Linked DNA regions of Homo sapiens: region 2 is linked to region 1. The links are chromatin loops, found by intact Hi-C in ENCODE. Cell type or tissue: thyroid gland. All regions are shown on one strand. Each heading gives the region's core, and the rest is flanking DNA. Links, peaks and the distances in the headings are about the cores only.

What was found. Hi-C counts contacts between places; a loop is a spot of excess contacts. Peaks named below come from ENCODE experiments on the same cell type or tissue, not always from the same donor. Only the 100,000 strongest peaks of a DNase experiment are listed, where the experiment ranks them.
Region 2: a loop joins it to region 1, with 9 times the contacts of the local background. A loop is called at or near these places in 65 of 110 quality-filtered maps.

Annotation. Positions count from the first base shown.
Region 1 is chr6:28,680,329-28,692,847 of GRCh38, reverse strand. No RefSeq gene overlaps it. Among named protein-coding and RNA genes, the nearest start is that of TRA-CGC2-1, 13 kb to the right of the region's middle. In thyroid gland, for the core only: CTCF peaks have their summits at 6,221 and 8,453 (motif pointing right); no DNase peak of the experiment used is centred there.
Region 2 is chr6:29,583,286-29,595,804 of GRCh38, reverse strand. OR2H2 (olfactory receptor family 2 subfamily H member 2) reads right to left here and starts at 10,684. Exons shown (of 2, transcript NM_007160.4): 1 at 10,455-10,684; 2 at 5,305-8,135. The coding sequence starts at 7,860. The coding sequence ends at 6,922. RefSeq lists an enhancer at 499-1,006. In thyroid gland, for the core only: a CTCF peak has its summit at 6,171 (motif pointing right); no DNase peak of the experiment used is centred there.

The DNA.
Region 1 (12,519 bases), core at 2,094-10,093:
CCAGGAGACTGGCGCTCACGTGCTGGCACTGGTCTCTGAGTTCCCTCAGTATTTATTGATCATTATCTCTACCGTCTCGGAGAGGGGGATGTGGCAAGATGATAGGGTAATAGTGGGGAGAGGGTCAGCAGGAAAACATGTGAACAAAGGTCTCTGTGTCATAAATAAGTTTAAGAAAACGTGTTGTGCTTTGATGTGCATGTACAAAAACATCTCGTACACAAACATCTCTGGGTGCATTAAAGAGCAGTATTGCTGCTAGCATGTCTCACCTCCAGCCTTAAGGCTGTTTTCTCCTATTTCAGTAAATAGAACATACAATCGGGTTTTACACCGAGACATTCTATTGCCCAGGGATGAGCAGGAGACAGATGCCTTCCTCTTATCATAACTGCAAAGAGGCCTTCCTCTTTTACTACACAGACCCTTTATGGGTGTCAGGCTGGGGGACAGTCAGGTCTTTCCCTTCCCACGACGCCCTATCTCAGGCTATCACATGGGGAGAAACCTTGGACAATACCTGGCTTTCCTAGGCAGAGGTCCCTGCAGTGTATTGTGTCCCTGGGTACTTGAGGTTAGAGAATGATGATGACTTTTAACAAGCATGCTGCCTTCAAGTACTTTTTTAACAAAGCATATCCTGCACAGCCCTAAATCCACTAAACCTTGAGTCAACACAGCACATGTCTCTGCAAAGCACAGGGTTGGGGATAGGGTTACAGATTAACAGCATCTCAAGGCAGAAGAATTTCTCTTAGTACGGAACAAAATGGAGTCTCTTATGTCTACTTCTTTCTACATGGACACAGTAACAGTCTGATCTCTCTTTTCCCCGCATTTCCCCCTTTTCTTTTCAACAAAACCGCCATCGTCATCATGGCCCGTTCATCATGGCCTGTTCTCGATGGTCGCTGTCTCTTTGGAGCTGTTGGGTACACCTGCAGACTAACAACAGACAGAACAGGCACACAAGGATTAATATGAAATTTATAAGAGTAGTACTTCCGATGGTCTTAACCCAAGTGACAGGGTTAAGATTTGCAAGACCATCAGCAACTCCCGCGATTGCCTCAGTTCCTGGTACCAAATTTAAATGGGCTTTTGATGCTTCAAAAATTTGTTCTTTTAATTTGGAAATGTCTAAAGTGAGGTTATCTTCTCTTCCCTGTAGATGGCATCTAACCATGTCCCAGTGATGCTCAGACTCATTATAAACTCGGGGTGTAATACAAAAATCTGACCTATTTCAGTCACACTGTAACTGGAAACGATGTTCCAAGCTCATGAGTCTATCTCCCATCCAAATGACAGTTTGTCTAAGATCATTAATTTGATTTGCCAGTTTTTGATTAATACCAGATTGTGAATTCCACAATCTTGTAGAATTCTTTTGCCAATCGTTAACAAAGTTTACTGTCTGAACAGAAGAGTGCAATGCAACTCCTGCCACAGCGGCCGTAGCTGTGACTGCACTTAATCCGATAACACTGCAATTAAAGTAAAAACGAATCTTTTGGATCTATTTAAAATGCCTTTTAATACTTCAGTCAAAATATGGACAGATGGCGAGGCCTCCCACGGTCGGTGCATGGACACGGGGATCCACACGCCTTCTCTTGCTCTCACTAGCAGAATACAGTGCTGCCAATTAAAAGTCGAATCAATGCAAGTAAACAGTCTGCAATTTTCACAGGTTATAGTTTGGGAGTCTGGTTTAATAACTATATTTCCTACAACTAGCATATAAGGGGGCTTTACACAACTTTGTGAAGGAACCGTTAGACTGGAATTTAGGTTGATAGTGTAACACGGCTTATGATCTCTTGTTTTTATAGCTTGATTTCTAGACCAAATTCTAATATGGTAATGAGGCCACATTAAGCCTCCATAATTCTGGATGTTCAGGACCAGAAACAGGACTTATTATTTTTGGTCTTGGAGTAGAGATTTCTTTTTCTCCTCATTCTCAAGGGTAGAAAGACTATAATTTTTCGTGCTTATGTTTGTCTAGACTTTCTGTTATGTCGCTATCAACATCTGGACTCACTTGTGCACTGGGACATGATTGAGTTTGTCCTGTGCAATTGTGGTAGAATTGACCTCGAGGTGCCCTATCTATAACAGTTCCAAATTCATCGTTTTGTAATATCACTGCTCTATTGGCCACACATTCTTCCAAAACTAAAACTTCTGTGTCTTTTGATCCTTTGGGAATTTCCTTGGGGCAAGGTTTCCCTTTAGGCCTAAATTTTAATGATCTTTGATAAGAAAAGTCCTGTAAATAATTTACCTGTGGCCTGAGTGACATTCCACTTACCATGTGATAAGTAAATCTACTGGTGGTACTGAAAGTAGGTACGTTTACCAACCAATTTTGGATTGCAGGCATTAAACATCCTGGTGTTCTCCCTAGGCAAATAGGAGGATAACAATACCCAGTGGAAATATTTATCATCATTCCTTCTTCCTCAGGTTTGGCAGGGCAATAATCATCTGTGGGGCCAGGTAGCCACACGCTATTATTAACATATAATTCAATAGGATTATCCATCCATGTGACTCCTGAATTAAGGGCAGGAAAGGCACATAGGCCCAGTAGGTATAATTAGCTGCAGCTACTCCTGCAGGCATGGGGAGACACCACCGTTGATACAATCATCAAAGCTGCAAGCAGCATACTCTCTGGAGTTTGTGTCTCCTTTGTGTTCTCTAGACATTTTGTAGCTAACTGCGTCAGCTTCTTTAATTGTGCCCAAGTCAGCAGCTTTGTCTTCTTGGTGGATGGCAACTTCATCTATTCTTCTGACATCACCATTCTGTTCATCTTGTGAGTCGATGGTGCTCGATTGCTGTGTTTCCATCTCCGTGGAGGCGCTTTTCTTTGCATCTCCGATGGGTTCATTGTAGAACTTCAAATGTCTAGTGGGTATCCAAACAGGAAGCTGATTTTCTCCTGGTGAAACACAAGAAAAACCTCTCCCCCATGTTACCACCTTCCCTATTTCCCACGTCTAATTTTTGTTGTCTTTCCACCAAATCAGTTTTCCTTCATGTGGGCTGTTCTTTTTATCAGTAAGATGTTGTTCTGCAGAAGTAGTAGTCTGATATCTATAAATGTTTAAAACATTTAAAGTATAGAGTGCTAGATTAAGTTGCATCTGAGGAATGGTACACTCCTTACTGTCTCCCCCTTCTTTTTGTTTAACTAATTGAGTTTTGAGTGTTCTATTAGTTGTTTCAACTATGGCCTGTCCTTGGGAATTATAGGGAATTCCTGTTGTATGTGTAATTTTCCACTGATATAAGATTTTTTGGATTTTGGAAAGCTTTACTACAGTATCCTGGTCCATTGTCAGTTTTAATTTTTTCTGGAACTCCCATTACAGCAAAACGAGATAATAACTGTTTTTTTTTAACATGGGAAGTACTTTCTCCTCTCTGGCAGGTTGCCCATATGAAATGTGAATAAGTGTCAACTGTTACATGGACACATGATAATCTTCCAAATGAAGGTACATGCGTGACACCCATTTGCCATAACGCATTGGGACACAGACCTCTGGGATTAACTCCTACCTCTTGAGTGGGCAGGTGTAGGATTTGACACTGGGTGCAATGTTGTACAATATTTTTTGCCTGTTTCCATGTGACATCAAATTTGTTTTTTAATCCTGCTGCATTTACATGAGTCAAAGCATGAAGTTCTTGTGCTTTTATGAATGCAGATGATACCAGTAAGTCAGCTTGTTCATTTGCTTTAGTTAAAGGCCCTGGTAAATTAGTGTGTGCTCGAATATGAGTAATATAAAATGGGAAATTTCTTTTTCTTACAGTTTGTTGTAATAAATTGAACAGCTAGTTTAACTGATCGTCCATGCTATATTTAATTAGAGCTGTCTCAACATCCCTTGTAGCCTGTACTACATATGCAGAATCTGATACAATATTAATAGGTTGATCAAAATCTTATAGCACTATAATGACTGCAGCCAACTCTGCTCTTTGAGCCGATTGATATTGAATTTTGATTACTTGCTCTTTTGGCCCTGTGTAAGCCGCTTTCCCATTGCTGGAACCATCAGTAAACACTGTCAGAGCATTTTTTAAAGATTCATGTCTGGTAATTTTAGGTAAAATCCAAGTAGTCAATTTTAAAAACTGGAAGATTTTTGTTTTTGGGTAATGATTATCAATAATTCCCATAAAATCAGCAAGACCAATCTGCCATGCACCCGAATTAATAAAGGCTTGTCTAACTTGTTCCTTGGTTAAAGGAACAACTATTTTGTCTGGGTCGTTTCCACAGAATTTTATTATTTGTAATCTTGCCTGACCAATTAATGTAGCTATTTGATCCGAGTACAACGTAAAAGTCTTCATTGTACTGTGAGGAAGGAATGACCAATCCACAAGATCAGTATTTTGAACAATGATGCCTGTTGGAGAATGTGCAGGAGCAAAAATCAAAAGTTGGAGTGGGGCTAAGGGATCTGAAGGGGTGGCCTGCCCCTCCACACCTGTGGGTGTTTCTCATCAGGTGGGATGAGAAGCTAAGAAAAGAAATAAGACACAGAGACAAAGTATAGAGAAAGAAAAGTGGGCCCAGGGGACCGGCGCTCAGCATATGGAGGACCCGTGCCGCCGGTACTGGTCTCTGAGTTCCCTCAGTATTTATTGTTCACTATCTCTACCATCTCGGAGAAGGGGATGTGGCGGGACTATAGGGTAATGGTGGGGAGAGGGTCAGCAGGAAAAAATGTGAACAAAGATCTCTGTGTCATAAATAAGTTTAAGGAAAAGTGCTGTGCCTTGATGTGCACATAGGCCAGATTTATGTTTGACTTTACACAAACATCTTGGTGCATTAAGGAACAGTATTGCCGCCAGCATTTCTAACCTCCAGCCATAAGGCGGTTTTCTCTATCTCAGTAACTGGAACGTACGATTGGGTTTTACACCGAGACATTCCATTCCCAGGGAGGAGCAGGAGACAGATGCCTTCCTCTTATCTCAACTGCAAAGAGGACTTCCTCTTTTACTAATCCTCCTCAGCACAGACCCTTTATGGGTGTCTTGGGGACGGTCAGGTCTTTCCCTTCCCACAAGGCCATATCTCAGGCTATCACATGGGGAGAAACCTTGGACAATACCTGGCTTTCCTAGGCAGAGGTGCCTGCAGTGTATTGTGTCCATGGGTACTTGAGGTTAGAGAATGATGATGACTTTTAACAAGCATACTACCTTCAAGCACTTTTTTAACAAAGCACATCCTGCACAGCTCTAAATCCATTAAACCTTGAGTCAACACAGCATATGTCTCTGCAAGCACAGGGTTGGGGCTAGGGTTATAGATTAACAGCATCTCAAGGCAGAAGAATTTCTCTTAGTATGGAACAAAATGGAGTCTCTTATGTCTACTTCTTTTTACATAGATACAGTCACAGTCTGATCTCTCTTTTCCCCACAGGGATCTATTCTATTTATTTGCGCTGACTGAATTTTTTCTTCCACTTATTTAATTTCTTTTGTTGCCTCTGGGGTTAGTATTCTTTTACTATTTAAGTCTAGGTCTCCTCTTAAGATGGAGAACAAATATGACATGGCATAAGTAGGAATGCCTAGAGTTGGCCGAATCCAGTTAGTACCTGCTAGCAATTTTTGAAAGTCATTTAATGTTTTTAATGTGTCTTTTCTTATTTCTATTTTTTGTGGCTTAATTTTTCTATTTTCTATCTGCATACCTAAATAATGAAAAGGAGTAGAGGTCTAAATCTTATCAGATGCTATTGCCAGTCCTGCGTTGGCAACCTCTGCTTGCAGAAATGTGTAACAGTCAATTAATTTGTCTCTCGTTTCTGCAGCACATAAAATATCATCAACATAATGAATGATATAACAGTCTGAAAACTTATCTCTAACTGGTTGAAGAGCTTGATCTAGGAAAGTCTGACAAATTGTTGGACTATTAAGCATTCCCTGAGGTAACACTTTCCACTGAAACCTGGTGGCTGGTTCTTTATTATTTATAGCTGGTATAGTAAAGGCAAATTTTTCAAAATCCTGCTCCTCCAGAGGAATGGTAAAAAAGCAATCCTTCAGATCAATTATAATTAAAGGCCAGTCTTTTGGGATCATGGCCGGAGAGGGCAACCCGGGTTGGAGATGCCCCTTGGGTTGAATTACGGCATTTACGGCCCTTAAGTCAGTTAACATACGCCATCTGCCGGATGTTTTCTGAATTACAAACACAGGAGAATTCCAAGGCGAGAATGAGAGAATGAAGGCTCAATATGTCCTCTTTCGAATTGCTCCTTTGCTAATAAATGTAAAGCCTCCAGTTTTTGTTTTCGTAGTGGCCACTGATTTACCCATACCGGTTTTTCTGTTTTCCAAGTTAATGGAATGCGTTTAGGAGGCTCTACAGTGGTAGCCCCTAAAAAGGATACCCTATTCCTTTTCTTTCTCGATTTTTGTCACTCTGAATTGGGACTTTAATGCCATTTTCATTTTTTCCTAGTCCCTTTCCTGGTATATATCCATTTTAGTCATGATTTTTTGACTTGTGGGGCTGTATAATGGAGCCGGCATAGTGATTTCTGCACCCCATTGTTGTAATAAATGACCCCACGGATTAACAGGAAATGAAGTAATCATTGGCTGAACAGTACTTTCTTGATTATTCGGCCCTGAACAATGCAAAATCATAGTAATTTGATACACTTCTGAGGCAGTGCCTATGCTGACAAGTCCTGTAACAGCCTTTTGTTTAGGCCAATTTTTTGGCCACTGATTTAAAGCAATGATAGAGACATCTGCTCCAGTGTCTACTAACCCTTCAAACTGTTTTTTTTGAATAATGGCCTTACACACAGGTCTGCTCTCTGAGACTTGACTTGCCCAATATGCAGCCTTTCCTGCCAGATCAGTGCTTCCAAACCCTCCTGTTCTTTTATCTCACTGTTTCCAACTTTAATATAAGGCAGGAGTAATAATTTAACAATCCTGTCTCCTGGATTGCCACTCCAAGGAATTGAGGAGCTAATAGCCAATTGAATTTCACCTTCATAGTTTGACTCAACCACACCAGTATGAATTTGAACTCCCTTTAGATTTAGACTGGATCTTCCTAAGATTAGTCCTACCGTCCCCTCAGGCAGTGGGCCATATACCCCTGTGGAGATTTTTTGTGGGGGCTCCCCTGGAAGCAGAGAGACTGCTTGCATAGTACATAAATCTACTGCTGCATTGCCACTTGTGGCGGGGGACAATTGCTGTATTGTGGTAACTGGCTCATTCGCTGAGGCATTTGTGACAGTGGGGGTTGTCTGTGAAAACCCTGAGGAAAAAAGGGCTGAATTGGGAATGCCTCAGTTTGTTGTGGGGCCTGAGGCTGGCCCCTCTTCTCATTTCCCCACAATGGTTGCCCACTTTTATCAAATTTAGAAGGACATGGATTATCCCAATGTTTTCCTTTTTTACATCTTGGACATAAGTCAGGTGGCTCTATCTGTTGTTGTAGTAGCTTGAATATTTTGTTTGAGGCTGGGCAATTTTTTTAGATGAACAATTTGTCCACAATTATAACATTTTCCCCCAAATGTTCTAACTTATCGTCCTAAAGCAACTCCCGTTGTTGCTTGAGTCATAAGCATAACTTTATGCATAGCTCCTCCAATTCCATCACAGGCTTTTACATACTATGAGATTACATCTGATCCTGCTGGGACCTTTCCTTTTAATGGCTTAATGGCTGATTGACACTCAGGATTGGCGTTTTCCTATGCCATCAACTCCACTATGACCTTACAGGCATTCTCATCGGTGATTGACTTGGAGCCTTGCCGCAAAATCAGGCTAGGTCTCTTTAGAGCCTTGTTTTATTGTATTGAATGAGGGGAAGGCGGTTCCTGGGTCTTGGATTTTTTTCCCAGGCTCTAAGGCATATAGCTCTAACTTGCTTAATGGCCTCATTTTGCATTATTGCTTGTTGATTGGTAGTGCTCCAATTTTGACCTGTTCCTAATAGTTGATCTGCATCTATGTTAACTGGAGGATTGGCAGCCCTATTTTTTTGGATCTGTTCTTGTGCCCCATCAATTCACCAAGTCTTAAATTGTAAAAATTGAGAGGATGAGAGTGATGATTTGGCCAAAATCTCCCAATCATAAGGAATGAGTCTCTGTCCATGAGCAATGGAATCTAATAATATTTTCATATAAGGGGAGCTGGGTCCATACTGTTTTACTCCCTCTTTCATATCTTTTAGCATTTTTATAGAAAAGGACTCATATCTGGCCTCAGCTAGGGGAGGCACTCCCTCTTGGGCCCCTTCTCCAGGTGGTATCAGTTCTAATGTTACTGGGAATTGTCACGCCTCAGTATCTCCTTGTTTTCTTGCCTTATCAATAATTTTATGTAATGCACTATGCTGTCCACTAGGTAGTGCTGTAGGATTAAGTCTCACAGTGGACGGCTGAGGATCTAGAGCCCTGCCCTGTGGTGCTGGAAACATTCCTGGGTGTCCATACTGATTTTCTGGGGGCGGCCGATACTGAAGTTCGGCTGGCGGCCAGTATTGATAGGCTACTGGCAGTTGGGTCTTATTTTCTACCTGCTGATATTGTGGATACTGTATCTGGATTGGCATTGCCATGGCAGAGACTTTATCTTTTTCTATTTGATATTCTTCTGGGGTTTGTACTTGTCTAACCTGCATTTGAGGTTGCAATGTTACAGGCATCTGAACTGCTGGAAGAGGAGTTGGCCATTGTGGTTTAGACTCTGACGGCCCCGCTAATTTTGGACCCTTTTCTTCTAATTTTAATGTTTCAGGATATATTACTTCCTGTAATTGATTATAGTCTACATTTTGCATTGACCGAGTCATTACCAGCTCTGCTACATATTTACAATGTGAACTTTCCGTTCCTTTCTGAGATTCTATCCCAGCCTCTTCTTCACAATCGATTACACAGCTTTCAGGGGCATCAGAAACTGAAACGCTATCTTCTCCTGTTTGAAACAGTTCTAAAGCTACTTTAATAATGACCCAATCATTCCATACTGTAAGTGGGATGATTTTACCCTCCCTAATTGTTTGTTTTAATTCTTTGCCAATTTTTTCCCAATCTTTTAGATCTAAGGTTCCCTGTTCTAGAAACCATGGGCAGAATTGTTCTATTGTTTGAAATAGCATGATTAGATTTTTTGTAGAGACTCTAACTCCCCCTCTTTTTAAAAGAATTTTAATAGAGCTGAGATAAGAGGCATATTTACTTTCAGTTTGTCCCATTGTTACCCTAGGTTCTTCCGAGCGCACAAGCTTACAGCAAGGCTGACTGTAGACGTACTCGGGAATCTCTCATCGACTTGTCCTCAATGACTACGCTCTAGTGTACCTTCACCCTAGAGAAAAGCACCCACGTTGGGCACCAGATTAAGGGGTGGCCTGCCCCTCCACACCTGTGGGCGTTTCTCGTCAGGGGGGACAAGAGACTGAGAAAAGAAATAAGAGACAGAGACAAAGTATAGAGAAAGAAAAGTGGGCCCAGGGGACCGGCGCTCAGCATAGGGAGGACCCGCGCAGGTGCTGGTCTCTGAGTTCCCTCAGTATTTATTGATCATTATCTCTACCATCTCAGAGAGGAGGGCAGGCACTGGTCTCTGAGTTCCCTCAGTATTTATTGATCATTATCTCTACCATCTCAGAGAGGAGGATGTGGCACGACGATAGGGTAATAGTGGGGAGAGAGTCAGCAGGAAAACATGTGAACAAAGGTCTCTGTGTCATAAATAAGTTTAAGAAAATGTGCTGTGCTTTGATATGCAGGTACACAAACACCTCAGTGCATTAAAGAGCAATATTGCCGCTAGCATGTCTCACCTCCAGCCTTAAGGCTGTTTTCTCCTATCTCAGTAAATAGAACATACAATCAGGTTTTACACCGAGACATTCTATTCCCCAGGGACAAGCAGGAGACAGAAGCCTTCCTCTTATCACAACTGCAAAGAGGCCTCCCTCTTTTACTAATCCTCCTCAGCACAGACCCTTTGTGGGTGTCGGGGCTCGGGAAGGTCAGGTCTTTCCCTTCCCAGGAGGCCATATCTCAGGCTATCACACTGGGGAGAAACCTTGGACAATACCTGACTTTCAGTGTATTGTGTCCCTGGATACTTGAGATTAGAGAATGGTGATGTCTTTTAACAAGCATACTGCCTTCAAGCACTTTTTTAACAAAGCACATCCTGCATAGCCCTAATATATATATATATACATATAAACCCAGTCTTTGTCCTGGTGTAGGTAGTGGTATCTTTTACCACACTACAGGAAACGAATGCTCTCCTGTTTGTTGTTAGGTTTTATTTTTGCTTTGTGGGCATTGGATGGGGCCAGAACGGGGGGAGGAGCCTGGGTTTAAACGTGATTAATTTAAGATGCCTACAAATTTAAGATTCGGTCTTGAGAATGTATTTGGCAAGCACAGTCTAACAACTCTGAGACTGCAACTCTGCAGGAATCCCTGACTGGGATTCTTATTAATTATGTAGCCACAGAGGAGAGGAACAGTAGGTAGAGTGAGAATTGAAAGGGTTAATTGTGATTTGAAGATTGGGAGCTCATTCGTGGTATTCATGGAAAACCTTAGGGTAAGCTACAGTAATCTTGGCTCTGTATTCATTCTGGACAGCATAATGTTCTTGGAACCTATTTAGAAATCCGAGGAAATATTAGAAATTCAGGTGAGGTTATTGCTATCTGCATTTTGCCCTCCGCAGCCCTTACAAGACTCTTCACGTTCAGAGACATCCCATGAAGTGGTTTTGAACCTGAAAGGATCCCACTTGTCTGGCAAGGTCTCTTGGTTGGTCCAAAAGGCTCATCAGACTGCTAGAATGTAAGAATAGAAAATAGAGAAAGGACAGGTCTCACCAAGGGAGACAACTAAGGTGGTGTCACACCCACAGGTGTACAGGTATCTATGTGTAGGGTGGGGAGATGGAGCAGGTTTTAACTTGGCTTGTAGTGTAGAGCACAACTAGCATGATGTCTAGTGTCCCTGGTAAATGATTACTTTCCATTGTGACTAGAGCAAACTGTATTCAAAGTAGACTCGTATATTCCTCATATGGAAGACTTTTTTCCCTGTCTGCCTCCAGCTGTATCTCCAAAATTATTTAATAATTTTTTTGTGGCAAGTTCCAGTCTTTGAATAGCATTATTGAAACATCTATTCAATGGGAAGTTGTGGGATTAACTCATAAATTACAGAATTTTCTGAGAAACCCAATATTTTACTCAAAAGACAGAATATAACCATGCTTAATATACAGTATTCAGAAAACTCTAAAACATATGTAGCATGTGTCTAACCCATCTGTGTCATAAGAGAAAATAGAAGCCCATTGGGTGCTGTTTTGGAAGGAGTCACATAGAAAGCATGTTAGAATATAATTTGAGTGTGTTGAAATATCATTGTACACACCAAGCATGATGTTCTTTGATATCATAAAAATCCTTTTACATGGTCCTGGCTTTTGTTTTCGTTTGTTTTGTTTTGTTTTTCAGATAGAGCCTCACTCTGTCACCCAGGCTGGAGTGGCATGATCTTGGCTCACTGAAACCTCCTTCTCTTGGGTTCAAGTGATTCTCCTGACTCAGCCTCCTGAGTAGCTGGGACTACAGGTGTGCACCCCCATGCCCAGCTAATTTTTGTATTTTCAGTAGAGACAGGGTTTCAGCATGTTGGCCAGGCTAGTCTCAAACTCCTGACCTCAAGTTATCTGCCTGCCTAGGCCTCCCAAAGTGCTGGAATTACAGGCGTGAGTCACCATGCCAGGCCAACATGGTCCTGTTTTACAGATATAAAAAGAATAATGAAATATGCTCCAAAATTTACCCTATCTCACCAACTTTTAAATGGCATTAGATTACATACCCAGATTATAAGACTGCAAATCATGGGTCCTTTTCTCATAACATTATACTATACACACACATACTCATACACAATTTAACGGTTTTCCTTAATTTCAAGTGTTGTGTTAGATATCGAAGACAGCATTCAATTAGACAGAAAATAAATATAATACTATAGGTCATTTTTTTTTACAAGTGTTACAGAAGCATTTTAGTCAAGGCCCATTGTAGGTATTGCAAAGGCTATTTGTTTAAGGATGTTTCAATTTTTCATTTAGCATCTTTGATAAAAAATTCCACTATATATCATAGATTAATTGCCAGAAGTTAAGTTAAGTAGCTTCTATCATTTCTGCAATTTGGCATGAAAAAGGACCACAAGAAACAGAGCAATCATGAAGGGACCAAATCTAAGGAACATGATGGCTTTTCAGTTAAGACATATGGTTGTCCTGTGCCAGAGTTGCTCTCACTTCTTTTACACAGTGGAGAGTGTAAGGACAAATTTGTTACTTGCTTTAACAATCTTTTTTTTCCAAGAATCTCTTATAATAAAGTAATATTTACCAATATTGAAGGAAAAAATAAAACACCTTCTA
Region 2 (12,519 bases), core at 1,553-9,552, 900 kb before region 1:
GATGGTCTCGATTGCCTGACCTCGTGATTCACCTGCCTCGGCCTCCCAAAGTGCTGGGATTACAGGCGTGAGCCACCGTGCCCAGCCCTATTTATTTTTTTAATTGAGGCTGGAGTGAGGTGGTGCAATCACAGCTCACTGCAGCCTCAACCACCTGGGCTCAAGAGATCCTCCCACCTCAGCCTCCCTAGTAACTGGGACTACAGGTGCGTGCCACCATGCCCAGTTAATTTTTTTTTTTTTTGCAGAGATGGGGTTTCCCCATGTTACCCAGGCTGGTCTCCAACTCCTGAGCTCAAGCAATGCATCCATCTTGGCCTCCCAAAGTTCTGAGATTACAGGCATGTGCCACAGCACCTGGCCCATTAATTTTTCCAGTGCTTCTAAGCTATGTGGTTTGTGAGTTTTTTCAAATTGTCACAAATCTCCAAAAATTTTCAATATACTTACTGAAAAAAATCATGTGTGAGTGAATCCATGGAGTTCAAATCGTGTTGTTCTTAGCAACTGTATAACATCTTGGCTAGGTAAAGGAAAAGGAGTTTGGGGCTTCTGGGTGAGTGGTAGATGGGCAGGCAAGTTATGGGAAAGTGACCAGGAAAATATGGAACAAAGTGGTTTAGTAAGGTTTGTTATGTGGATTTAAACTGTCTTCTCCATTAGTAGAGTTGTACCTTTACAGATAGAAAAGGTTTGTTATGTAGATTTAAACTGATGTCTTCTCCATTAGTAAGAGTTGTACCTTTACAGATGTGAATTTATTTACAAAAGGAAAACTTGTATCCTGTTTTACAGCATTCACTAGTCTGATGATTTTCAATTGTTAGCTCAAAATAATCCACATGCTAAAGATAGTTTGAGGTGGCATATACTGGTACCCTTCAAGGGTGAGCGATTAATTCTGCATAGGAGGAGCCAGAAGGTTTCCCCTTCCCTGGGAGATAGAAGGATAAGACAGGGCTGGGCCCTACACATAAGCATCTATTCATGATTCGGTGAGCCCTTCAGACGTTTGAGGTTTATTTTATTTTATTATTATTTTTTTGAGATGGAGTCTCACTCTAACTCCCAGGCTGGAATGCAGTGGCGTGATCTCGGTTCACCGAAACCTCCGCCTCCTGGGTTCAAGTGGTTCTCCTACCTCAGCTTCCCAAGCAAGGGGTTTACAGGCACCTGCCACCAGCCCTGGCTATTATTATTATTATTATTATTTGTATTTTTAGTAGAGACTTTTTAATTTTTATTAGAGACTTCATATTTTTAGTAGAGACGAGGTTCTTGAATAATGTTCCTTTAAGGCTTCCAACTCACATGTCATGTTAGAATGAATAGTTAAGTGCCTGCCCTCAGGAGACCTAAATCATGTAGGTTTGAAACATCTGTAAGGGATCCTTTTTTTTTTTTTTTTTTCTGGTTGTATTCAATTCAGTAGCTTCTGTATCTTTCTGAAATAATCTCTACCTTCCTGCTTAATCATTTTGCTCCTCGGTGTAACTCCTTCCCCCACATCTCCCTATCTTAATGCACAACATGCTTATTTTTGTCTTTAGCCTTTTCTGTTATAGAACCAAACTGGGGTCTGCTTGCCTGGTGCAATAAAACCAGATACTTACACCAAGGATTGCACCAATAGAAAGAAAGGCATTTGTTGCAGGACACTACGCAGGGAGGACCAGGCAGCTAAACACTCAAGTCCTGGCCTCCCTGATGTCTTGCAGGCAAGGGTATTAGCGGCAGAATGTATCAGAGTTACATGGCATGAAAATATGTTAGCAGCTGCGAATCTGTACAGGTCTGCAGCAACCTCAATTTTTGCCTCCTCAGAAGAAAGAATCTGACTGAGGGGCATAAAGCAGAGTAAGAGACCGAAGCAAATTTTAGAACAGGAGTAAAAGTTTATTAAAAAGCTTTACAGCAGGAACAAAATAAAGTAAAGCCAACTTGGAAGGGGGCCAAGCAGGCAACTTGAGAGATCAAGTGCGTGGTTTTGACCTTGACTTAGGGTTTTATATGTTGGCAGGGTTCCAGGGTCCCTTCTCCCCTGAATCTTCCCTTGGGGTGGGCTGTCTGCATGTACAGTGGCCTGCTAGTGCTTGGGAGGGGCTGCATGCACGGTATGTTTACTGGAGTAGTATGCATGCTGACTTGAGGCATTCTTCCCTTACCAGGGAGTGTTCCTATAAGGTTATAAACCAGTTAAATGCTGTCATTTCTCCCTTAGTGCCCATGCATGAGCCCACTTGCCCAACTCCTGAGATCTTAGTTTCAGGTTTTTCTATTTATTGGGAGACTGTTTTTCCCTGGCACAGGCTGTGACCAATGATTATTTTAGAGAGACAGCTTAACAACCGCCTATCACCTGATGGTTGCCTGACATTCCTGGTGGGGAAGGAGGCCCTTTCCTGCCCTGCTCGTGTCTGACTAACTATTGTAACATGGGTTTTTAAAGGCAGGGGTAAGGCAGTGTGCAGTGGCTCACACCTGTAATCCCAGCACTTTGAGAGGCTGAGGCAGGAAGATCACTTGAACCTAGGAGTTCAAGAACAGCCTGGGCAACAAAGTGAGACCCCAACTCTACAAGAAATAAAAAAATTAGCCAAATATGGTGGCATATGCCTGTACTCCCAGCCACTCAGAAGGCTGAGGTGAGAGGATCCCTTGAATCCAGGAGGTTGAGGCTGCACTGAGCCATGATTATGCCACTGCACTCCAGCCTGGACAACACGGCAAGACCCTGTCTCAAAAAACAGGAAACAAAAAAAGGCAGGGGTAAATTTCAGAAAAGCAGAAGCTACAAGGAACATTGGAAATCAGTGCATAGAGGTTCCACATTTTTTTTTGAGATGGAGTCTTGCTCGGTTGCCCAGGCTGGAGTGCAGCTGTGTGATCTTGGCTCACTGCAAGCTCTGCCTCCCAGGATCATGCCATTCTCCTGCCTCAGCCTCCCGAGTAGCTAGGACTATAGGCACCCACCACCACGCCTGGCTAATTTTTTTTTTTGTATTTTTTGTAGAGATGGGGTTTCACCGTGTTAGCCAGGATGGTCTTGATCTGACCTCATGATCCGCCCACATTGCTTCCCAAAGGGCTGGGATTACAGCTGTGAGCCACCGTGCCCGGCCTCCACATTGGTTTTGATCTAAAAGGGTGGGATATCTTGAATCAGGGACTTACAGGTTATAGGTAGATTCAAAGATTTTTCTGGCCAGGTGTGGGTCATGCTTGTAATCCCAGCACTTTGGGAGGCCAAGGAGAGAGGATCCCTTAAGGCCAAGAGTTTGAGACCAGCCTGCGAAACATAACAAGACTCTGTATCTACACACACAAAATTTTTTTTAATTAGAGGCTGAGGCAGGAGAATTGCTTGAGCCTGGGTGGTTAAGCTGCAGTGAGCTACGACTGCAACTGCATTCTGGCCTAAGTAACAGAGCAAAAGCCTGTCTCAAACAAAAACAAAAAAACCCCAAATTTGCAATTAGTTAAGGAAGAGAACCTTTGTTTAAAAATTTGGGGTCCAGTAGAAAAATGTTAACTGCCTAGAAGGTGTTACTTTCTCCAAGCTCCTCAGGAAGAAACTTAGAACAAAGGATGATGGTTATAAAGTTCAGTCATTTTCCTGTCCTCTGAGGTCTATGCCAGCAGATTCATTTGGTGGGGTTCCGAGTTTCTGAGAGACAACGCAGAGACATATGTTAAGAGGTTATCTTTAGTTTCTATGAGGAAAGCAAACCTATTCAGAACGCTTAACTTCCTTGGCTATTGTCTTAGGCTGCTATTACCTTGTTGCTTTTCAAGTTGCTACTTATTTCTCAGAGCCAGCTAGGTGCCTGGAATTTTCCTTGAAGAAACACAGGATTTTGCTTTATTTCCATGCTTAGGAGTCCCCAAGCCCCTAAAAAGGGGGTCTTTGCATCATCTCATTTCTACACAGTCAGCAAATACTTCTTATTTTGTTTACTCTTCTGTGGTTCAAACCTCTAAGAGGCTTCCATGATCACTGCCGCTCCAAGCACTCACACACATTATTCTTTAATTCTGTATTCCTGTAGACTCTTATTTGCTCCAATTCAGTTGTGTAACTGTCATGTATGCTGGCACTATGTGCCTGACCATCCCTATTTTCACTGGACATTGTGGGGGTTGTGACTGAGTAACTTTATATTGGATTTTCTCACAGAGTATCCAATAGATGACTGTCACATGGAAACAATGAATTTAGGATAAGAGATGTTAGTCCTAAGTCCTATGTTAAACCATTTATTCAACAAAGCAGATTCTTTTAGACTGCTTTATTTAATTCTCTGTTGCATTTCCCCTAGAGTCAGTCTAGAAACGATTTTACTATATACAAACATTATAGCCTCTGGCTGTAGGGAGATGATAAACAGGAGAAAAGTGTAGACATTTCTAGGTGCCAGTAAGAGAAAGCAGATAGAGGGGGTCATGAAAAAAAGGTCTTACTACAGTGATTTGAAAAGTGGAATTAAGCTTAGCCTTACCTGTAGGGCTGAGATTATGATTATGATTATGATTATTTGAGATAGAGTCTCACTGTGTCGCCCTGGCTGGAGTGCAGTGGCATGATCTCGGCTCACTGCAACCTCCGCCTCCCAGGTTCTCCTGCCTTAGCCTCCTAAGTAGCTGGGATTACAGGAGCACGCCACCACGCCAGGCTAGTTTTTTTTTTGTATTTTTAGTAGAGACAGGGTTTCACCATGTTGGTCAGGCTGGTCTCGAACTCCTGACCTCGTGATCCGCCCGCCTTGGCCTCCTAAAGTGCTGGGATTATAGGTGTGAGCCACTGCGCCTGACTGATTAGGATTATTAAATATAAAATGGGGGCTCTACATTAAGATTAGAATATGCTCTAATAACGAGGTCAAGGAGACAATAAGATTAACACAAGGATGGCTAGGATAAAGATTAGGATTATAATAGAATTAATGTTGCTGTTCTGTGCTGATGCCAGGATAAATGTTGAATCAAAATCATTTTATGTTGGAACTAGAAATAAAACTAAGATTTTCCTTTTTCTTATTTTATCGGCGTGTACTCAAAAGGGAATTTGGTATTGCTGCCCTTGCCAGGGAAAAGCTGGGAGACAGCGTATGTGGGATTGGAACCCCAGAACCTTTTATATATTCTCTTTGGAGAGTAAGATTCATTCATTCATTCATTCATTCACTTATACATTTATAAAACTGGGTGCCAATTTTATGCAAAATTCTGGTCCTTGCCTTCTGAGAGCCTGAAATCTAGTGGGTGAACTAAGCCAGAAACACACACACAATGAACTGTAACACAACTTTTTCCAAAAGTTTTATTGTTCTGTTGTTTCTTATGCTTTGAAGTATTTGAAAAACTCTTATTTTAAGGAAGTGAAACCCCTTCGGCTGGGGGATCATTTAGATATAGTTTTAGATTGAAATGATTTCCTCAAAGCTTGTTGAGAAGTTGAAGCTTTTCACCTGGGCCTGGGAGGCATTATTTTTACCAAAAGGCAAGGTTAAGAGCAAGGAGTCTGGAGCCAGTTTTCCTGGGTTCAAATCCTGTCTTGCACATTTGCAAGTGGTAACATAAATTCTGTGTTTTAGTTTTTACCTCTGAAAAAGGATAATAATATTATCTGCTTCATAGTGTTGTTATAAGGGTTAAATAAGTCAATATGTGTAAATTGCAGGGGGTTCCTGACTTTGACCATTTTTTGACTTTATAATAATGCAAAAGAGATACATTCAGTAGAAACCGTACTTTGAGTACCAATATAACCATTCTGTTTTTTCACTTTTAGTACAGTATTCAGTAAATTACATGAGATATTCAAAACTTTATTATAAAATAGACTTTGTATTGAGGATTTTGCTGAACTGTAGGCTAATGTAAGTGTTCTGAGTATGTTTAAGGTAGGCTAGGCTAAGCTATGATGTTTGGTAGGTTAGGTGTATGAAATGCATATTCAACTTACAATATTTTCAGTATATGATAGGTTTTTTGGGAGGTAACATCATTATAAGTCAAGGAGCATCTGTACTTTAAGTGTTACTTGGGTTAACATAACAATTACATAAATGCTTATAGTATCATAACCATATCTATGTCTTTGAGCAAAGTACAGTTCGGATGACCCTGGAGCAGAAGTCTGGGATGTCACATGCAATACCATATTTGGCCGGTAGATGACACCAAGGTCCACAATGTGCCAGCCTAAACATGAAGATATTTTTGTGTCTTTTTGGCTGCTCCTTTACCTGCGATTTGTGGGCATTGTAAGAGAAGAAATAGGACTGAAGAAGCTAAGTTTCCTTTGTAAGGCTCAAGCCTGAAATACTGGGATATTTGATTATGGTGTGAAAGCAACAGTGTGTATTTGAGAGTTGCCTGACTGAAAATTATGGGGCCTGGATTTTAGTTCTGATGCTGTGGACACTGTGTGTTCTTGGGTGAGTTTCCGAACTTAGCTGGGCTTCAGCTTCCCCTTCTCTTTTGCTGTTATTTGAGGAATAAAATAGAATGAGAATACAAAACAGACATATAGTGAAGTGGGAAAAACATGAGGGAGAAGCAAAGAAGATATGGTAGGAATTAGAATTGGAGGTGAAGGAATAGTGGGGATATGGCAAGGGAGGGGAATTAAAAATGGAAGTGATAAAGGTAGGAACATGACTATGGAGGCGAAGACTTAAAGTAGAAAAAAATATAAAATATACTTGATGCCTATAATTTTTCGCATAAAGATACCTCCCTTTACTACATTTCAGTCGCTGTCTCTTGCACACATACATGCACACACACAGACATGTGGCTTTCATCCATTCCCACAATGTAATGGGTGTGAAGAAGGCAGAGGGGCAGGGAACTCAAACTTTCTGATAAAAGCACATAGAATCTCCTCTCTTTTAAAGCACATTAAGCAGCTCTCCCTCAGCTTTGTGTGAGCCCCATTTCCTTCCCCAGCAATCTCCTGAATGCCCTGGTTACCTCCTTGTTCCTCAGGGTGTATATGAGAGGGTTAAGTGAAGGAGTGCCCACTGCATAGAAGAGACCAAAGAACTTGCCCCTCTCTTGGGCATAGGGATTTTTGGGCTGGAGGTAGACAGCAATGACTGAGCTGTAGAAGAGGGTGACCACAGTGAGATGGGAGGAGCAGGTCCCAAAAGCTTTCCTCCGCCCTTTTGCAGAGTTAATCCTCAGCACTGCCCAGGTAATGGCTCCGTAAGAGACAAGGATGAGGCTGAGAGGCACAACCAAGATGAAGACACTGGCAACAGCCACCTGGATCTCATTGTAGGAGGTGTCTTCACAGGAGAGTCGAATTAGAGCTGGGACCTCACAGACAAAATCATCCACCTGCCGATCGGGGCAGAAGGGCAGGTGCAGGGTGGATGGTGTCTGGACCACTGACTCCACTAGCCCAATGACCCAGGCCACAGATGCCAGCTGCCAGCACAGGCGGGGGTGGATGATGGTGGCATAGTGGAGGGGCTGGCAGACAGCCACGTAGCGATCAAAAGCCATCACTGTCAAGAGGATGCACTCAGTTGTCCCCAGGGACAGGAAGATGAAGATCTGGACAGAGCAGTCCAGGAAGCTGATGGTCTTCTTTGGGCCCCAGAGGTTGACCAGCATTTGGGGAACACAACTCGTGGTGAAACAGAGGTCCAAGAAGGAGAGGTTGGAGAGGAAAAAGTACATTGGAGAGTGGAGCTTGGGGTCCAGCGCAGACAGCAGGATGATGAGTGTGTTGCCCACTAGGGTTAGGAGGTAGGAAGTGAGGACAACCACGAAGAGAGTCCTTTCCAGCCCTGGGTGTTCAGAGAAGCCCAGAAGGAGGAAGCCCGGTGTGGAGCTTTGGTTAACCATGGCCTGTTCTTGTTTGTACCTGGAGGGATGAGGCTGTCACTCCAGTGTGATTCAACCTGTCTTATCAAAACTCAGCCTGGGTGTTTGTGAGGTCACAGCAGGTAGGTGTTTCTCTTCTGTCTCTGCTCGCCCAGCCTCCCTTTCCAAGGCTCATCACCATCCAGCAGCTCCTTCTCATTCCCTGTTCTTCCTGGTCAAACATTGTCTAGTGAGAGTGAGGAATCCATGAATGTACTGGACAGCAGATGGATACTCACACTGGTGCCTCTGACTTCCTGGGTGAGGGCAAAGGAGGCTGATTAAAATATGCACTAATTCATTAATTCATTCATTCAGGGGAAATTTATTGAGTGCCACTATGTTCTGAATGCTGTTCTAGAGTTGTCTCTTATCTATTGGATGATCTCGTAAGGTATATTGAATGAATTTTCTGATAAGTTGTCTCTGTAGGCTCAATTATTGCTCTATTGGTTGAATGAATTTTATAGAACTCTGTACATTCCATTTATTTTGTATTTTTTCATTTGCAAGTAAGCTTATCAGAGACAGTGTTTTATCTATGAGAGAGATTTTGTTTTGTTTTAAGATATCCCTACTTATAGAGAGATCAGGTTGGTTGCCCTGGCCTTTTTAGCAACCTAAGTTTCTGAACCAACTGACTTTCAGGGAGGGGTGGAAATTGGTCCACATGCTTCGTCCTTGCCATGAGTAGCTTACAAGTAGGAGGCAAGAGTGGCCACAAGCATGTTAAAATCACCAGGGTTCACAGGAACATTATCGAAAGACTCCAAGAATCACTCTCCCTAAATCTTGTAGTCTTTCAGACACCACCAAAAAGAGAGTCCAAAATTTAAAGGCCAGTAACACCAATGTACTGGGTGAATGAGAGTAAAGGTTCTGTAGGATGACTGACCAATTTGGTTGGGTATATCAGGGAAAGCTTCCTAGAGGAGGTGACTGGACTTTTTCCTTAAAATAGAGATGTATTGGGGCATAGAAGGTCAGTTGAGGGCTGGGGGTGGGAGACTGAAGCCACTCTGGCAGGTCAGAGACAAGGACTCAGGGTCTTACAGGACCTTAGGAAGGCCATGAGGGGAGGAGATGAGATGGTGGGCCACACCACAAACGTGCCATGGAGCTCAGAGGATGGCAGGAATGTCTTCCTCTTACAGGGTCCCCATCTTGTATTAAGCTCTATCACATCTCCCTTTTTGCCAGGACTCTCTGCCATTGTCTCTGTCTTCTTCCTGTTTTTCCCATTATTCTTTTCTCACTTAAAATATATTTTTAATTTTCAAAATATTGTTACATATTTAAACAACTAGGTTAAGGAACTGAGCAAATGTTTCAAGTATCTTAGAAGCTTCTGTGTGCCCCTCCCTGATCTCTCAATTTTCTCAATTTGTCACCCCTCAAGATGTCACCACCATTCTAATTTTTTTTTTTTTTTTTTTTTTTTAGAGTCACGTTTTATAGCCCAGGCTGGAGTGCAATGGCACGATCTCTGCTCACTGCAACTTCCACCTCCTGGGCTCAAGCTATTCTCCTGCCTCAGCCTCCCAAGTAGCGGGGATTACAGGCACTCAAGACCATGCCTAGCTAATTTTTGTATTTTTAGTAGAGACGGGGTTTCGCCATGTTGGCCAGGCTGGTCTCAGACTCCTGACCTCAGGTGATCTGCCTGCCTCGGCCTCCCAAAGTGCTGGGATTACAGGCATGAGTCACTGTGCCTGGCCTCTAAATTTTTAATTATGCCTTCGCTTTCATTTTTTGAGATGTATTTAACGTACCATAAAATTCGCCCTTTTGAAGTGTGTAATTTAGTGGTTTAAAGTATATTCACAAGTTGTGCAACCAACACCATTTACTTCCAGAATATTTCATTACTCCCAAAAGAAACCTCATGCTCATTGGCTGCCGCCCCCTCCTTTGTTTTCTTTGTAATATAAAATTCTTTGCATGTAACCTTAAACAATAGCCAATTGTTTCTTATTTATCCATCATGTGTCATCCTAATTAATTTTCTACATTTCTAACTTTGTCATTATCTTGGCATTTCATTCCTTTCCTTTCTCTGCTATATCGCTGAATCTCTTTAGATTACACCTTTCTTAGTGACTGTTTCCCTTTCCCTCTTTGTTCTCTGTCTTTTCCACTCTCATTATTTTTCTCCTACTCCTTTTCCTTCTGAAATATTCATGCATTGGTCTACGCATTTATTCATTTCTTGAGCCCCAAAGTGCCAGCATTGTGTTAGGAGCTGGGGAAGGAGTTGGGAGGTCCTTTGAAAGGGGTTTATGATAGTCTAGTGACCATGAGCTACCCTTGCTGTTAGTAGCTACCATCAAAGCATGGTGATAAACAACTCCCTGAACATCTGGTTCTCACAGTGACCCTACAAAGAGATAAAATTATCCCAATTTTACCAAAAAGTGAACAGTCACAGACGGGACAAGAGACTTGTAGAAGGTTACCTAGTCAATAAGTGCTAGGACTAGGATTTTAGAGTAAGTTTAACTCCAAATCTGGTCCTCCAGTGTTGAGGATAGGCGGAAACTGATATCTCACAGCCAAAGAGCAAAGGTTCTGCTTACCTTCAATCAAATAAAAATCTCTTCTGGTACCAGCAATTCCCCATGACAGAGCTCTTAACTGGTGCCCAGCCTCCACTTGTACATCAGGAAGAAACAAAAAAATAAAAAGGAATGGGCATCCTTGAATGGGCAACTGCATCTCTGGTCACAATAGGGATTGCTAATGCTGACCATCTGGCACTTTTCTAAGCACACATGTGTGTGATGAGCTGGAGCTGGCTCAGATTATCTCTTGATTAGTAAATTTTTAGGAATTTTGTGAGACAGTTATTAAACCATCAGTGGCTTGAGACAGCCATGGCAGGAATATTTACACTATGAAAATTGGCAAACACTACAAATTAGGGCTCTCCCCATCTGCCACCAACCAAGTTGTTTATTAAACATTTACTCTACACTGCTGATTATCCTTCACAACTCTACATATTATTCTCTTCCTTCCAATATGAAGAAGTTGAAACAAAGAAATATAAATAACTTTCCCAAGGCAGTATAGTTAGTAAGCACCAGAGCTGATGTTTGAACCCAAATCTGCTAACTGTAGAGGGTTTGCACCAACCAAAGCCCACCAAATCTCTGCAGGGAGGATGAAGCCAAGGTCAGAACTTTGCCATTGAGTTCTTTGCCATCGAGTTCTTTGCCATCGAGTTCTTTGCCATTGAGTTCTTTGCCAACAATTTTCCCCCTCAGTCTAGGCAGAGGTGTGCCTCTGTTTTAGTGGCATTGGAGGTAGAAATGTTGACATGGTATGGTGGTAGAGGGATCCCACGGAGGGAAAGAGCTCATTAATTCTGCTGAGACTCTAGGGTCCATAGCCCACAGACAATTCATTAGCCACAAATTATGGTAAAAGGGGCAGGGGAATATCTATAGGAAATATGCCAACAATAGTCATCACTGTGGTAGGTAAAAGAGGTCACTCATTGCTTCTTTCTGTCAACAGGAAGAAAAAGGACAGTGTCTCTACTCCCACCTCCAGTGAGTCCCGGGCATCCTGATAGTCCTCTCAGGCTTATGATTCATCTATTCAGGACCTCAGTTTTTAAAGTTCTCAGCTTCCTCCTTTTCTATTTAGTTATTCTGAGATGGAGCACACTGTAGTAACAGAGAATTATAAAGCTCTGGGTTTGGAGAGTACTTAGAACATTTAGCCAATCTTCATATAACTGAATCGTTATGCTTCTCTTCCATTAGAAAGGGAGCCTATGAGATCAGCTAATAAATGGCATGTACTAGGTCCATGGATCTACCCAGTAGTCATTTCTGCAGTCTCTAAATCTGTAACTGGAATGCACATGCTTGGCCATTGGCAGAATCCCCACATAGTTCTTTAGTCTGTGGAGTACGAGCTACAGATTGAAGTGGAAGCCCTGAATCTACACCTCTTACCGCAAAGACAGTGAATCAAGAACAATATCACAATTCAAGGGAAATGGCTGATTGAGGCCACCTTTAAAGGGTGCGGGGGTTTGTTTCTATCATATTTCACATTTAATTCACCAGTCTGGTCACTACAAATATCAGATGCAACTTGAAAGATGACCAGACTAGCACAAACTCAACCAAGAAATAGCTGTAATTACAGCTGTTGTGCCTGATTAGCACGGTTTCAGGTCCATGTTATATGGCTATTAATCTGGTGAATAATGTGTTCTTTTCTTTTCTTTTTGAGATGGAATCTCACTGTTGCCCAGGCTGGAGTGCAATGGCATGATCTTGGCTCACTGCAACCTCCCCCTCCCGGGTTCGAGCGATTCTCCTGCCTCAGCCTCCTGAGTAGCTGGGACTACAGGCAAATGCCACCACGCCTGGCTAATTTTTGTATTTTTAGTAGAGACAGGGTTTCACCATATTGATCAGACTGGTCTTTAACTCCTGACCTCGTGATCTGCCTGCCTCAGCCTCCCAAAATGCTGGGATTACAGACGTGAGCCACCGTGCCTGGCTGAATGTGTTCTTTTCAAATACTATCAGGAAGAAAGACCAAAGGCAGTTTGAATTTACAGGTATGGATATAAGTGTACATTTACATTTACATTTTTGCTTCAGTACCATGTTAAAACTC